Linked DNA regions of Homo sapiens: region 1 is linked to region 2. A link is a loop called in an ENCODE intact Hi-C map of the cell type or tissue named here. Cell type or tissue: PC-9. All regions are shown on one strand.

Region 1 (8,000 bases), 66 kb after region 2:
CCTGGGCAACAGAGGGAGACTCGGTCTTAAAAAAAAAAAAAAAAAGACAACCCTCTACCCTGACAACATTTTGCAGGAGGGCTAAAGAACTAGAATCATTAACATAATTCTGGAAAGGCAGAATAAAGCTGGAAGAATCATACTACCCTTTTTTTCTTTATTCCTTTTTTTTTTTTTTTTTTTTTTGATGGAGCCGCTCTGTTGCCTAGGCTGGAGTGCAGTGGCCTGATCTGGGCTCACCGCAACTTCTGCCTCCCAGGTTCAAGCGATTCTTGTGTCCCAGCCTCTGAAATAGTTGGGATTACAGGCTCCCGACACCATGCCAAGCTAACTTTTGTATTTTTAGTAGAGGTGGGTTTTCCCCATGTTGGCCAGGCTGGATCACCTCAGGTGATCCGCCCGCCTGAGCTTCCCACAGTGTTGAGATTACAGGCGTGAGCCACCGCGCCCGGCCTCATACTACCCAACTTTAAAATTAACACTAAGACTATAGTAATCAATAGAGTGTGATATTGGGTAAGGGGTAGACATATAGATCAAGGGAACTGAATAGAGAACCCAGAAATAGAACCACACAAATATAGTCCATGGAGTCTTTACAAAGAACTAAGGAAATTCAATTGAGAAATGTTGGTTCTTTCATTGAATTTTATTAGAACAATTAGACAACCATATGTTAAACAATGAATCTCTAACTAAACCTCATATTTTATACAAAGATAATATATCTAAAAGATAAATGAAAAACTATAAGCAGTTTGAAAATAAAATACAGGAGAAAAAACCTTTTTTTTTAAACATTTATTTTAAGTTCCGGGGTACATTTGCAGGATGTGCAGGTTTATTAAATAGGTAGATGTGTGCCATGATGGTTTGCTGCACAGATCAACCCATCGCCTAGGCATTAAACCCAGCATCCATTGGCTATTCTTCCTGATACTCTCCCTCCCCTTCCCCCAACAGGCCACAGTGTGTGTTGTTCCCCCATGTGTCCATATGTTATCGTTCAGCTCCCACTTATAAGTGAAACCATGTGGTGTTTGGTTTTCTGTTTCTGCGTTAGCTTGCTGAGGATGACGGCTTCCAGCTCCATCCATGTGCCTGCAAAGGACATGATCTCGTTCTTTTTATGGTTGCATAATATTCCATGGTGTATATGTACCATATTTTCTTTATCCAGTTTCTCATTGATGGGCATTTGTGTTGATTCCATGTCGTTGCTATTGTGAATAGTGCTGCAATGAACATACGTATGCGTGTGTCTTTATAATAGAATGATTTATATTCCATTGGGTATATACCCAGTAATAGGATTGCAAGGAGTCACCTTACTGTCTTCTACAATGGTTGAACTAATTTACACTCCCACCAACAGTGCAAAAGTGTTCCTTTTTCTCTGCAACCTCGCCAGTATCTGTTGTTTCTTGACTTTTTAATAGTAGCAATTCTGACTGGTGTGAGATGGTATCTCAGTGTGGTTTTGATCTGCGTTTCTCTAATGATCAGTGATGGTGAGCTTTTTTAAACGTTTGTTGGCCACACGAATATCTTCTTTTCAGAAATGTCTGTTCATGTACTTTGCCCACTTTTTTTTTTTGAGATGGAGTCTCGCTCTGTCACCCAGGCTGGAGTGCGGTGGCATTATCTTGGCTCACTGCAAGCTCCGCCTCCCGGGCTCACGTCATTCTCCTGCCTCGGCCTCCCGAGTAGCTGGGACTACAGGCGCCCGCCACCACACCTGGCTAATTTTTTTTTTTTTTTTTTTTTTGTATTTTTAGTAGAGACGGGGTTTCACTGTGTTAGCCGGGATGGTCTCGATCTCCTGACCTCGTGATCCACCTGCCTCGGCCTCCCAAAGTGCTGGGATTACAGGCGTGAGTCACTGCACCCAGCCTACTTTGCCCACTTTTTAATGGGGTAGTTTGTTTTTTTTTCTTGTAAATTTGTTTAAGTTCCTTGTAGACTCTGTATAGTGGACCTTTGTCAGGTGGATAGATTGCAAAACTGTTCTCCCATTCTGTAGGTCGTCTGTTTACTCTCATGATAGTTTTTTTTTTTTTTTTTTTTGCTGTGCAGAAGCCCTTTGGTTTAATTAGATCCCATTTGTCAATTTTAGCTTTTGTTACGAAATGGCGAATTACCGTTCTTTTCACGCAATGTCTTTTGTGTGTGAAAGATAAACATATAAACATAAGAAGTGATGTATTGCAAAGACGTTAAAGAAAACACAGATTATTGTTATGAAAATATTGCATCCTTTTTATGAATGTCAGTACTTTAAAAAGTACATATTCAATAGTGACTAGGAATTACTGACATTAATGACTGAGAGACATATTTTTAAAAACATTATCGTAAGTTGTTACAAGAGACATATAAACAACAAACTTTTGACAAAAGACATAAACAACACTATAAAAATGAAAGTTATTACAACAATTCCTTCTGCCACTATTACCTGCATACAATCCTTCCTATAAATATTAAATTCAATCATGTCATTGGGAATATGGCTTAAATATAAATATAATTTTCCTTTTAAAAATAAAAGTTATTACGTTTTCTAGAGAAAAGATTTTAAAAACAAGATAGATTATTACCTGTGAGCAATTGTATTTGAAAGTCTGAGATAAGTTGGATGACTACGCATAGTTTACTAATTGGATTTCAAAGTCTTTTTGTTTTTCTACAGTTACATGAGCAGCAAGCATGCCAGAGGCTGAGTAGAATTCATCAAAAGGCCGATCAATATTTCAAACAAACCATCTAGAGAATATGTGTTTATTTTTGGTAATCTAAACCACATTTTAAAATATTTACAATATTTTATTATAATGCTAATTCATATGCACTTCAGAGGTGTTAGAAATATTGAAAGCATAAATAAGAGAATAAAAACACTTATATTTCCATAAGCAGCAGAAAGCCATTGTTAATAGTTTACTGTATATACTCCCAGTTGTATGTAAGTATGTCTCTTTGATATGTACATGTGTTCCATAGTCTTTCAATCTGGCTTTTATTTGAGGAAGTTGATATGCTAGGGCATTTGTCAAGCAAAGATCATTTAGGTTCTAAATTTGTAGTATAGGACTCCTGATTCTGGCCAAGATGGAGGAACAGGGACCTAATTTATAAACCCATCTGAAACAACTAAAAACCAGGCAAAATATGTGAAACGGATTTTCAATTTATCGGACATTAGGCAAAGAAGACAGTGTTCTCTGGGAGATAAAAAACAAGTGAGTTGAGTCCTATGATTGCACAAGCTTACCGCCTAAAGAGACATTGTAGATCACAGTGCACAGAAGGGGATCCTGATTGTCTCTTTGAGTTAAGAACATGGAGCTGAGAGTATAGGCATGCCAAGATGGATAGTACCTGTAGGACAAAATTCTAGAAAGGAAAGAGTTTCACAGAAATAAATCTATAAAGATTATGCAGGTCTTGGAATTATTCCTGCTCCCATTAGTCAGAATGGAAAATCTCACAATTCATGGGGCATTGGTTAGAGTATACAGAATAATTTTGCTTTAGAAGTGCAACATTGACCATAGACTAAACATTGATTTTATCTCACTTAAAGTTCAAAGGCAAGATGCAGAACAATCCTTCTCTTTCCAATAAATTTAGCTGAGTTTCACAGCAAAGCTCAAGAATATTATTTATTTATAGAAACACAAAAATGCCCAGCACTCAACAAGGTAAAATTCACAGTGTCTGACATCCAATGCCAAATTGCCAGGTCTTGAAAGAAACAGAAAAGTAGGATAAAAATAAGGAGAAAAATAAATTAAATTTGAACTAGAAAAGAGACAGATGATAAAGTTAGTAGACAAGAACATCAAAAGAGTATTCCATATATCCAAAAAATAAGAGAAAACTTTAAACATATTAGTGTAGAAGATATTAAAAAAGACCTAAATAAACTTTGAAATGTGGAAGCTACAATGTATGATTTGAAAAAAAATACACTGATTTGGATTAATGGCAGATTGGACATGTAAGAAGAAAGGATTGATGAACTTGAAGATATAGCAGTAAAACTTTCCAGAATGAAACAGAGAGAGAGAAAAATAAATGAAAAAAATGAATAGAGCATTAGTGAGTTGTGGGGCAATTTCAAGTGGCCTAATGTACAGATATGTGCAGACTAAAGCACAGAAAAATGAGGGAACAGAAAAAATTTTTGATAAAATAATGCATGAAAAAGCTTCAATTTTGATGAAAACTCTAAACCCACAAATCCAAAAAGCTAAACAAATTTCAAGAACAAAAAATATGGAAAAAAAACTATACCAAGGTTCATGAAATTTAAATTACTTGAAACCAATGATAAAGAGAAAATCTTAACAGTATCAAGAGAAAAAAGACAGTTTAGCTGCAGAGGAACAAAAATAAGGATAAGAGTAGATTTCTTGTCAAAAACAATGAAACCAATTGGACACAGTGGCTCGTTCCTATATCAGCCTTTTAGGAAGCCAAAGTAGGAAGATCATTTGAGGCCAGGAGTCCAAGACCAGCCTAGGCAACAGAACAGGACTCCATCTCTACAAAAATAATGAAAAATCTTAAAAAAAAAATGTTAAATTCAAAAATAGAAATAAAAAAACAATTAAACCAAGATGAGTGTGGAGCAACCTCTTTAAAGTGGTGAAACATAAACAAAACTGTTAACCTAGAAATCTATATACTGTGAAAATATCTAGCAAAACAGAGGTGAAATAAAGGCTTTTCTGAAATGAAAAACCTTACATAATTAATCACCAGATAGGAACCACAAGAAACATTAAAGGATGTTTAAAACAAATGTTAAAGGAAGTCTTCCAGGCAGACTGAAAAATGATACCAGATAATCTGGATCTAAATAAAAGAATGAATTGCATCAGGAATTGCAACATCATGGATAAATATAATCTCCATATTATGTACATGTCTTTAAGAAATAGTTGACTATTTAAAGTAAAAATAATCATACTGTATGATGAAGTATATAACATATGTAGGAATAAAATGTGTGCCAATAATAGACAAAAGGCTAAGAGGGGAGAAATGGAAATCAACTGTTGGTTTTCACGTGTTTGACTCTTCTGAGTTCCAGTGGCTCTGGCCAGCTGTCGTCCTGTTTGTACTCAAGGCCCTAGCACAGTAGCCAGGTGGGCCTACATATGCCAGACATTGAAGTGCCGCTCTTCGTTTAAAGTGTGAACGCAATGTCACTGGAGGGGATGCTGTGAACTCCACACCCAAATTACCCTTCTCTGTTAAATAAGGAACTCGTAGGCATCACTTCACCCTTTGTCCTTAAAGGGAATTAAGCTCTACATATTTAATAGATTTTAGTTGAGATTAGGCAATCTGAATATCAGTCAAGGGGATTGTGTGCTGTACTGGGGGAGCAGAGGCAACATACATAAGAAAAATGTACCAGGCTCTCCTCTCTTGTTCAGGGTGCTTTTATGTGATCTAAGAATACTTTCACAAAAAGTGAAAATGCCCATCATGTTATTTGGTGCTGATAGGTGACAAGGTAAAGGCAGTACTAGGGACCCCTTTCCTAGAGAGTTTGAAGCAGGGCTAGGAATGAAGGTGAAGACAGGGATTGGGGTCAACGGGAATGAAGAGCCTATGCAAATCCCAAAGGGGAACGGTGAGTTGGAGGGAGGGGAGTGAGTCCCATGCTGAGAATAAAGAATACACAAGTGAGCAGGAGGATAGTGTGTTCCATATGTGTTTAGGTCAGTGCATGGGGTGCGGGGAGACAGTGAAGAGCTTGGGAAATCAGAAATGGAATTGTAGCATATACAGAGAATGGAGTTTGGAAGGTCACAAGTTTTTGGCAGTGCCTGGCAACAAAGTTGAGATTCTGTGCAGTAGAGAGAATGACATCCACACAGAGAGATGCCTGTTGTAGGGCATGAGAAAGTCCATATCTGAGGAAGGGCATTTTGCACAGAGCTGCCCCAGTAGTGCTCAGGGGTGTCAGGGTGGCCCAATGCTCTGAGGGAAGAAAAGGTGCTGGGTGGACAAGACTATGGGATTAGAGTCCTCACTTCATCCACACTGCTCTGTCTTCCCCATGTTCATGGACTGGAGTTTTGTGGAAGGCTTCCATTGGAATAAGGGTTTGCACATCTAAAATTTTGAAAACCACTTTCCACCAACCAGATACAGAATACATCATGAAGTACTGACCCCCAGGTACTTGGACCTGGGATTGCTTCTTTCCCCTTGCTCTGGTTGTCATGATCATCTTTATTTAGTTACTATAGAGAGGCCAGCTGCCAAAAACAGCACACTATGTTAGAGGAGATAAGTGTCTGGGTATTAGTAATTATACACTTAATCTTGGACGACAGATGCCAAGAGCACTAAAAGTAACATGATGTAACAGATACGACATTGAAAATATGATATATAAATCTATATACAACATAAGCCACCTCAAATATATATGCAACTATATGTATTCACGCAAATGTATTTACACATATGTATATGTTTATACAAATGTACATTTATATACATAAATATATACATATATTTGTACATATACATACGTGTATACATGAAGATATACATATATCTTTGTATATATGTATATATACACGAATATGTATATACGCAAATGCATACACACATATATAGGAAGCACTCTCTATTTGGATTTCTGGAAGTGTTCTTCCTCCCTTTCCAGCCTCCTGTACACTTCCTTCCTTCATTAAGCTTAGAGTAATTTTGATTACCAAATAAATGTGTTTTCAAGAGACAGAATGACGTCACGTAGCATGTAAGCCAGTATCTACACAATAATCACTTGATTTTACCTTAACCTATAGCCTCAAAATACTTCTACTCATGCAGCCAAACCTAATGTCCAGCCCTGGCACCTATCCAGATAGACAGACCCATTTTCCTACTGCTCATGCGACAGCTCCACATGGACAGGCTACAGCACCTCTCTGACTGCATAATACACACAGATCTCATCCTCCACACTCTTCCTCATCAAGTCATCACCAACTTTTCCTCCTCCACTCTCACTCTCAACTAAGGGCACAGCATCATCTAGAAATCAGATCAATAGAGATTCTCTCCATCAGTTCCCAGTCCCTCACTTCCTAAAATGCTCACATGTCTTTCCACCTCACCATCTCCCCTACACCCCTCACACAACGAATTAAGGGCCTAGCCACTTCCTTTTGTTTTGTAGAGTTAGTGTGTCCTCAGCATATGTTCAATAAATGTTTGCCGGATGAATGAATGCATGCATGAACCAATGAATGAATGAAATTACCAGGCATGGGAATTCCCTAATTCAAATCTTGGAATCTGCCCCACCTGGGCCTCCTGCCTCCATGAAGAAACACATAGTTCCCTCACCTGTGCTCACTTGAGGTCACAGTTCTCATGGAAACTACAGCTGAGAGTGTCACTGTGGACACCTCCTCCCCAGGGCCAAACACTGACATGGAGATGAGGATGCTCCCAACAGGACCAGTGCATGATACTTCCTGCATTGGACCACGCAAGTCCATGTCAGCTTAACAATGGAGAGTGCCATTTCCACGGGGGTTCCATCTAACCTTCCCATGTCCAGACATTGGACCAGCCCTCTACCCTAGACAGTGTATGGTTGAAACATAGGCCAGCGATCACAGCCCCAAGACTTCCGCCCCCTTGCGTGCCAAGATCTCAGAAGCCACTGGAGTCCATGGTGTTCCTGGCCCATCTTGGCTGTTGGTCATCAGTCAGCAACCCACTCACATAGCCCAGCCTCTATGAAGGGTCCACAGGAGATAAAACACCAGCCCCCAGTAGGCATGAAGACAGCACTCAGCCCTGAGACACTGGCAAGGTTGCAGAGGAGCATTGGAGTGGTCAAGAGAGGTAGCTCACCCAGAATGATGCAGGGAGCCAGCCATACTCTTCCTGACAGAGGGAAGGTGATTCTGAGGGAGGGTACAGTGTCCTGCACGCCACTGGTGCATTCAGCCAAC
Region 2 (8,000 bases):
TGCTTATATTGAACCAGCCTTGCATCCCAGGGATGAAGCCCACTTGATTATGGTGGATAAGCTTTTTGATGTGCTGTTGGATTTGGTTTGCCAGTATTTTATTGAGGATTTTTGCATCAATGTTCATCAAGGATATTGGTCTAAAATTCTCTTTGTTGGTTGTGTCTCTGCCAGGCTTTGGTATCAGGATGATGCTGGCCTCATAAAATGAGTTAGGGAGGATTCCCTCTTTTTCTGTTGATTGGAATAGTTTCAGAAGGAATGGCATTTTTGGTGTTTAAGGAATCTATTAATAATATCTTAAAGGTTAATTAGGTCAGAAAAAGACATAATTTACAATTTGATTTGGAAAGTGTGTCAAATATGAAAGGCTTAAAACACTTGATATTATGAAACAGGATCACAGGTCATTGTAAAATAAGTCGTTCATTTAACCAAAGTGATAAGAATTTCAAAAAAAAGGCAAAAACCTTCATTCTTTGAGAGAGGAGACATAATTTTTCAAACAATAAGCCCTAAAAAAAACAGCACGAAGCCAATTAAATTTGTTTTCCAAAATTTTGTAATCTATAACATTTTCATCTTGATCATAAGATATAACTTTCTTAAGCCTTTATAACCTTTATTAACAGGTCAGTTCATATTTCAAGAAAACCCTGTTATTCTGACCCAGGGGCCCGTATGCTGGTGTTGCATCAATGTGCCTTTGACATTCATGATTAATTTATAGAGAAACTGAACTTATTTTATCTCTCAGAATAAGTACTTACAATCTCACATGCTCATGTCTTCCATGATCATCCCTGGCCCTTGAGGAGTTAAATAGCTTTAATTTTTTGCCCTGTGTCTCAGGAAGGCAGTTTATTTTGATTGGCATCTTCTACTGGGACTGAAAATGAGGCTTTAATTGCTGTTAGTTTTTAAGATTTAGCAGGTCTTGGTGTTCTTTTTAGACCCAGGAGATAAAGCCCTGTAACTCAATGTCACAAGAACTTTCAAAGCACATATAGGAAAATGCAAGAATGTAATAAACTTAATTTAAAAAATATTTTTTTAATATCAGTTTCTCCTAAGCAAACCAAACTTAATAATAATGCCATAGGAACTATTTTGATAAAATGTAAAATCTGTTAGGCCAGTTATCAAAAGGCAAAAGAAAAGACACTGTGCAGTGCACAGAATATTATTTTGGAATAAAATATTTCCTTTAGCTCTTTAGGAAACTACTGTTAGCATCAGGCCACAAAAAACAGAACCCAAGGAGGAAAAAAAACATATATTTGAGCTGAAAATGAGTTCAAGGGGAATGTTACTTTTTCATGCCTTTTAAAAGGGGAGAGAACACTGAAACCAGTGAGATGCAATAAAAGTTGAACTTTGGGTTGAAATAAAAAAAATTAAAATCTCTTATAATTTATCAAGAGTAAATCAAACCCTTAAGAAAATTTCATTGTTCTAACCAATTCTTTATGTGTTTTTTTACATCAAACCTAATCTCTAGAAAGATCATTATAATTTCCCTTTAATCATAGACAACATGATCATATATAAATTTTTGTTGTTTTTTAAAAATAAATCCTTTTCTTATGACTTACACAGACCGTTTATGACATCCTTGAAATTGTTTTTCTGAACATCCCTCTGTCCTTAACAACCAGCCATTTTATTCTAGTACTAAATTTATCATACAAGGTTCTTTCTCATATGAAATTATTTCTCTTTAGCCTTCTTACAAGAAAAAACCCTCTTTATTTATATAACTTTCTTAACATCTCTTTTATTTCCTGGCTCCTTTTACCTTGTTTGAAAAATGACCCTTAAATAAACTTTTGAATTAGGCAAAAATTGTTCACTTTTTAAAAAGAATACCATTTTATTTTAGAAAGAATGTTTTCTCACAAATATATTTTTCTTGGAAAATACGCAAATAATAATATATCTATTACTTAATTTAACATAACTTTAGATTCTAAATTATGATGAGTTTGTCTACAAGTATTTATCCTGTAATATATATCTAATTATTTTATTCTAATCATGTACCTAGATTATTTATAAAAACTATGATGGTCGTTATTTAAAGTTAGGGAACCACCACTGCAGAATTATAACTGAGCCAGTGAAAAATATTTGACCTGACTCCATCTTGCTTTTAACTTCCAAGCTTTCCTTGTTCATTCCTGGGCATAGGACAAACTAAGTTTGGGAGGAACTTACTTTATAGTTTAGCTTTGAAACAAAGATGATGACAATCCTTTCCCAAAACAAACCTTAATGCCTGTGGACTAGACTGCCTAAAGCCACAAGAATAGAAGTTATGGTAATCTTACTAAATTCAAGACATAACTATTTTTATTAAGCCAGCATCAATGTCTGATTTATTAAAGATTATACAAGCAAAGGTCATTCTGTCTTGTGCTGGGTTTGTAGATTTGTAACCCCTATGCCAAATTTTGACACCTTATAATATTTGGCAGGAATAAATATGAAATTGCTTGATTAATACATGCAAATAAATGTGTGCTGGTGATTCTTAAGACATTTCTAATATTACTTTACCAATAATTTTAAAGCTAGCTTATTTAATAAAGATTTTAAGTTATGTAAACTTGAAAAAGCATTTGACTAGTCTTTTATTTTTTCCTGATAAAATATTTGATTCAAATGTTTCTATTTTCTTAAGCCAATTAATTAGCAGTCTTTTATATATTTTCAGTAGTGAAACATTGTGTATGCAACACATAAATACATAGACATATTAGGCATGCCGGTAGAAGCACATCTTATAGTTTTATAAAAACCTTTTATTTTCCTATTTTAGACTTTCAGATTCTTGATAACCTGTTTCACAACCCTAGGAAGTTGTCAGCTAAATAGCCTTAAATTTGCATATTAAAGCAAACAACTCAGGTGAAAAATCAAATAGCAAAATTTATATCATAAGGTACAGAGAGAAAAAGCCTGTTTGTGCTAGAGGGAGATTAAAGATGGATGCCAAATCAAACATAAATTGTAGAAATCTATCACAGGATTGTATAAGGAGACCAGTTTTATTTAGATAGGGACTACCTATCTTTTGACTGGATCTCTGAGCTTTGGACAGAGCCTACAATGAATCATGGGTCTCCACAAAGGGATAATTATTGTGAGGTTAGATCACATGATGCTTTTACAGTACACTTAATTTTTTTTTAAACAAAGACATTTCTAAGTATCGAAACCATACTCTTCCTTAAAGACCCAAGAGTAACCTCTGTTGCAATAACTATAAACAGGTAATGCAATACAAAAGTAAGCAGTTTAAGAGCTGAGACGAACTTGTCTGTTTACATTCTTGGGGTTCCATAAGGAAAAACAGGTTTCTCCCCCAAAGGGAGTCAGTCTTCTCCATTTTCTTTAAAGAATCCCAGGCTGTTATAAAGTATTTTAGGTCCCCATGCAGCAGAGGGTGCAAGAGAAAGAAGAGAAAGCAGAAGTAAATGAAGAAAACAGAATTCAGTCAACTGAGAAGAAAAAGCTTTTGCTTCAGAAGAAGACAAGGTCCTAGGAGAAAAACAAAAACAAAAACATGAAGGCCTTTTAAATACAAACACACACATATGGGCACACACAAACACACATCTTGGATGTTAGCTTTTAATTAAGCTGACTTTTGACCATTGAGTTCCTTTTAAAAATACCTTCTTAAATCTCATTACCATATCTCAGCTAGGACAAATTGCTGCTATTTCAGAAGGGTAGCCATTGCTTTTTCAGTTTGGCCTGGCTAGGAAAAAGGTGGCCTTGTTATGTAAATAAAGCCCCTTTGTAATAAAAATAAAAAATCTTTCCTCTTTTTTTTGTCTTTTTGCTGGCCGTCTTTCTCCTTGCACCACACCACCGTGTGTGTGTGTGTGTGTGTGTGTGTGTGTGTGAATTTAACTCCTTCCGAGGTCTTGTTCCCCATAATTTGGAACTTCCTTGGGATTTGATCAAGTCACATAGAGCTGATCAAACCCAATGTGAAAAAGACTGAAACAACAACAAAAACAGAAACAACTAATGACAACAGCAAAAAACAGTTAAGCAAAATAAACAATTGCACAACTTATATGATTACTGAGCACTCTAATGGTAAGGAGAAATTAAGATCAGCTGGTTGTTAATCTTAACTTTAGCCAAGACATACTCCAATTTAGTTACTTGCCTAGGGATAGGCTCAGGCTGAAGACCGCTCTCTAACACCCTAGAAGCAGAAAAAAAAAAAAAACCCTCTTTTTCCCTGTTGGAAGTGAGCTCAAACTCCATAAAGGAATTTCCTGCCTTCCATCATCATGGAAGCAGGAAAAACTTGTCTTCCTTGTGTTTGTTGGAAGTGTGTACAACTCCAAAAAAAGGAGTTGTACAGCAAAATAAATTTTAGATCTCAACCAAATTTTGGCAGATCAGAGATTCTCTGGAGGAGGTGCTTCCAGGTCTCAGCAAATTGTCCTATTGGTTTGAGCCATAAGCATAGCTCAATCTGATACCAAGCACAGATAGAAGATTTTTCAAAGGTCAGGAGCACCTCCTCTCAGACTCCCTTTGTGGTTATCAAAATGTGAACCTGAAAATCTGAGACAGGTCTCAGTTAATTTAGAAAGTTCATTTTTCCAAGTTTGAGGACCCCCGTGCCTATGACACAGCCTCAGGAGGTCCTGACTACATGTGCCCAAGGTGGTCAGAGCACAGTTTGGTTTTACACATTTTTTGGAGACATGAAACATCAATCAACATATGTAAGATGAACATTGGTTCAGTCTGGAAAGACGGGACAACTATAAGTGGGGAGGGGGTTTCCAGCTCATAGGTAGATAAGACACAAATTGTTGTATTCTTTTGAATTTCTGATTAGCCTCTCCAAAGGAGGCAATCAGATATGCATTTATCTCAGTGAGCAGAGGGGTGACTTTGAACAGAATGTGAGGCAAGTATGCCCTAAGAAGTTTTCCCCTTTAGCTTAGTGATTGTGGGGGCCCAAGGTATTTTCGTTTCACAAAGCTCAAGTAATAGTAAAGTGAGGGTAGTCTAAGAAATCTCCAGTCTTCAACTTTAACGAAAGTGGTTCCATATTAGAAGAGTCCCCTGGTTGTCCCATACAATAGCTAATATTCTGTAAAGAGAATCACATTGATCCTAGGTTTCATTACCAGTACAATAAAGATAATCGGGCATACAAGTAAACCAGACACCATCAATAACAACAAAAAACAAAAGCAAAACACAGCAAATACCAGAAAAAGACACAAACTTTAGAAAACTCAGTTGTCAGATATAGATTATTAAATAATTGTACTTATCATATATACAGTAATAAAAGAAAAAACTTGAAAATATCTGCAAATTAAAGATACCTATGTATGCATTTCTAAATTAAAAACTCAATGCATGCTTTTACAGTAGATTATACGTAGCTGAAGAAATAATTATTGTAAGACAGATAAGAAGAAATTATTCAGAATGCAGCAAGTAGATATGAAAAGCTGGAAATACAGAGGAAAATAAGAGATGTAATGGATACAATAAATAGCCCTTACCTATATCTAGTTGAAATCCCAGCAGGAGAAGATAAAGCACATTAGGTGGAGGAAATATTTTAGGCGATAATAGTGGAGAAATTTCCACAACTGACAAAAGACACCAATCCACGGTTTTAGAAAGCCCCTCCTCTCTCTAAAATCCCAATGATAAAAGAGAATAAGTAAACAACAGCTAGATACATTATAGTGAAATCACAGAAACCTGAGAAAGAAAACCTTAAAAGTAGCCTGATAAAAAGACATATAACTTTTAAAAGAGTAGATTAATAGCTGGCTTATAGCAGCAATGGAAGCCAGAAAATAGTGAAATGATTTCATCCATATACTGAGGGAAAATAACTGTCAACCTAGAATGATATACCCAGTGAACATATCATTCAAGAATGGAGGCAAGATAATGACAGTTTTTAGACAGAAAATTATAAATTACCACCAATAATCAAGCACTAAAAAGTCTAATAACTATCTATTAAGCTAGCCAACTAGCTATTATCTATCAGTGTATAATGGATATAGTTTATTTTGAAGGCTAATTATTATCCCACATAATATCTCAGATAATTTATCTCAGATAAGTGTGAGATGCATAAAGAAATAAAGGCTAAATGAAATGATTATATAAATTATAATGAACTAAATGTTTTAATCAAAATAAGACAATTGCCAGAATGGAAAAAATCCAACTTTAAGCAGTTCACAAGAGATGCATTCAAAATATAAGAATATGTAAACTAAAAGAATATAAAAAATTAGATTATGCAAACACTAATAAAATACAATTTTTATAGCTGTATTAATTTCAGACATTTTTAAGGCAAAATGCAATCTTAGAGAGAAAGGTCACTTTATAATGAAAAAAGGTTAATGTTGCCCCAAAATATCGCATTTAAAAATTATGCACCTAGTAACATAGTAACAACAGATATAAAGTTGACAGATACAAAGAGAAATAAAGTCAATAAGCATAGTTGGAGATTTTATCATAACTCAGAAAAACCAAAAAGGATTATAAGAGATTTGATCAATATGCTAAACAAACTTTACTTTATGGACAAATATAATATTTAAAATTTGGTAACATTTGTCCCATGGCTAGAACACACTAATCTAGAAACCAAGAGATAGAGGATGGAGAACAGCCTCTCAGGATTACACCTCATCACTCACTTGAAAATTACACCTCATCACTCACTTGAAAAATGTTTGCTTGCCATCTTCACATCTTTGGACTATGATTGTATAATGGTCTTAGAGCCCCACAAAGGAAGACTTATGCCATAGCACTCAACAAAGGTTTCACTAAATTGAAAACTGAGACTGCAACATGGTCATTTCAGGTATTTTTTGACACTTGATTGATAATCAATATACGGGTTACTATATTGTCTAAAATAATTAATATCAGTTTTTAAGAGGAACTAAGATTGTTGATATCCAAAGGTAACAGGGATACTTATGTTTGGATCTCAGGAGACTTTTTGGGAAATCTTCCTATACTCCAATTTCCAATGATAAAAATCAGTTGAGATACATCACGGCCCCCCCAGAACATCATACACCTCAGGAATAAAATTCTGAGTAGTCTATCCACCAGCTAATTATACTTCCTACCGACTCTCTGGCTGAAAGCATAAAGCAAAGAGAATAAGTAATGATTCCAGTAATGGCAGACTATAACATGAAAGTCATCCCTCATACTGAGAACAACCAAATAATCTGAATATGTTTTTTAAAAATATGATGAAAGACATCATAGAGTTAACAAAGCAAGAAGTATATGTAGCAAAAATACAGAAGAAGAAGAAGAAAACCCAGAGAGGTAATTTGAGATTTGGTGGTTGCTTTTTCCTTAGGGAAATTTTTCAATTCCAGAAGAGACTACTGAAAGGCTACAAACTGAGCAGAAATTTTAACAGGTCCATATGCTTAGGAAGACAAAAACTAGAGTCCAAGGCCTGCCAAGGAGACACGCTGGTAAAATCTTCAGGCTTTGGGCTAAAATCCCAAATATTAGTTCTCTAGGAGTAAGAGTGAACCATGCCTAGACTAGGACTTGTAGTGCTTTAAGATCATCATAGAATCATCTTCATACCTGAATGGATTAAGGTTCTTCTGGGATTGATAATGCTCCTTTAGCTCTAACCCAGAAGCAAACAAATCTTCTGTGTAGGAAGGTAGCATCTTTCTAGGCCTCAAATTATAATTTTTCACATATGATATCCAGCACACAATCTTTTTTTTATTATTTTTATTGTCATATTTTTTAAAATTATACTTTAAATTCTGGGATACAAGTGCAGAATGTACAAGTTTGTTACATAGGTATACACGTGCCATGGTGGTTTGCTGCACCCATCAACCCGTCATGTACATTAGGTATTTCTCCTAATGCTGTCCCTCCCCTAGTCCCCCACCCCCCGACAGGCCCCAGTGTGTGACGTT

The links. Hi-C counts contacts between places; a loop is a spot of excess contacts. Peaks named below come from ENCODE experiments on the same cell type or tissue, not always from the same donor. Only the 100,000 strongest peaks of a DNase experiment are listed, where the experiment ranks them.
Region 1: a loop joins it to region 2, with 5 times the contacts of the local background. A loop is called at or near these places in 2 of 110 quality-filtered maps.

What each region holds. Positions count from the first base shown.
Region 1 is chrX:152,101,944-152,109,943 of GRCh38, forward strand. It overlaps LOC105373369 (a long non-coding RNA gene), which reads left to right and starts at 6,687. Exons shown (of 8, transcript XR_007068347.1): 1 at 6,687-8,000. In PC-9, no CTCF peak of the experiment used is centred here; no DNase peak of the experiment used is centred here.
Region 2 is chrX:152,035,803-152,043,802 of GRCh38, forward strand. No RefSeq gene overlaps it. Among named protein-coding and RNA genes, the nearest start is that of GABRE, 65 kb to the left of the region's middle. In PC-9, no CTCF peak of the experiment used is centred here; a DNase peak (open chromatin) is centred at 3,219; H3K27ac peaks cover 2,102 bases.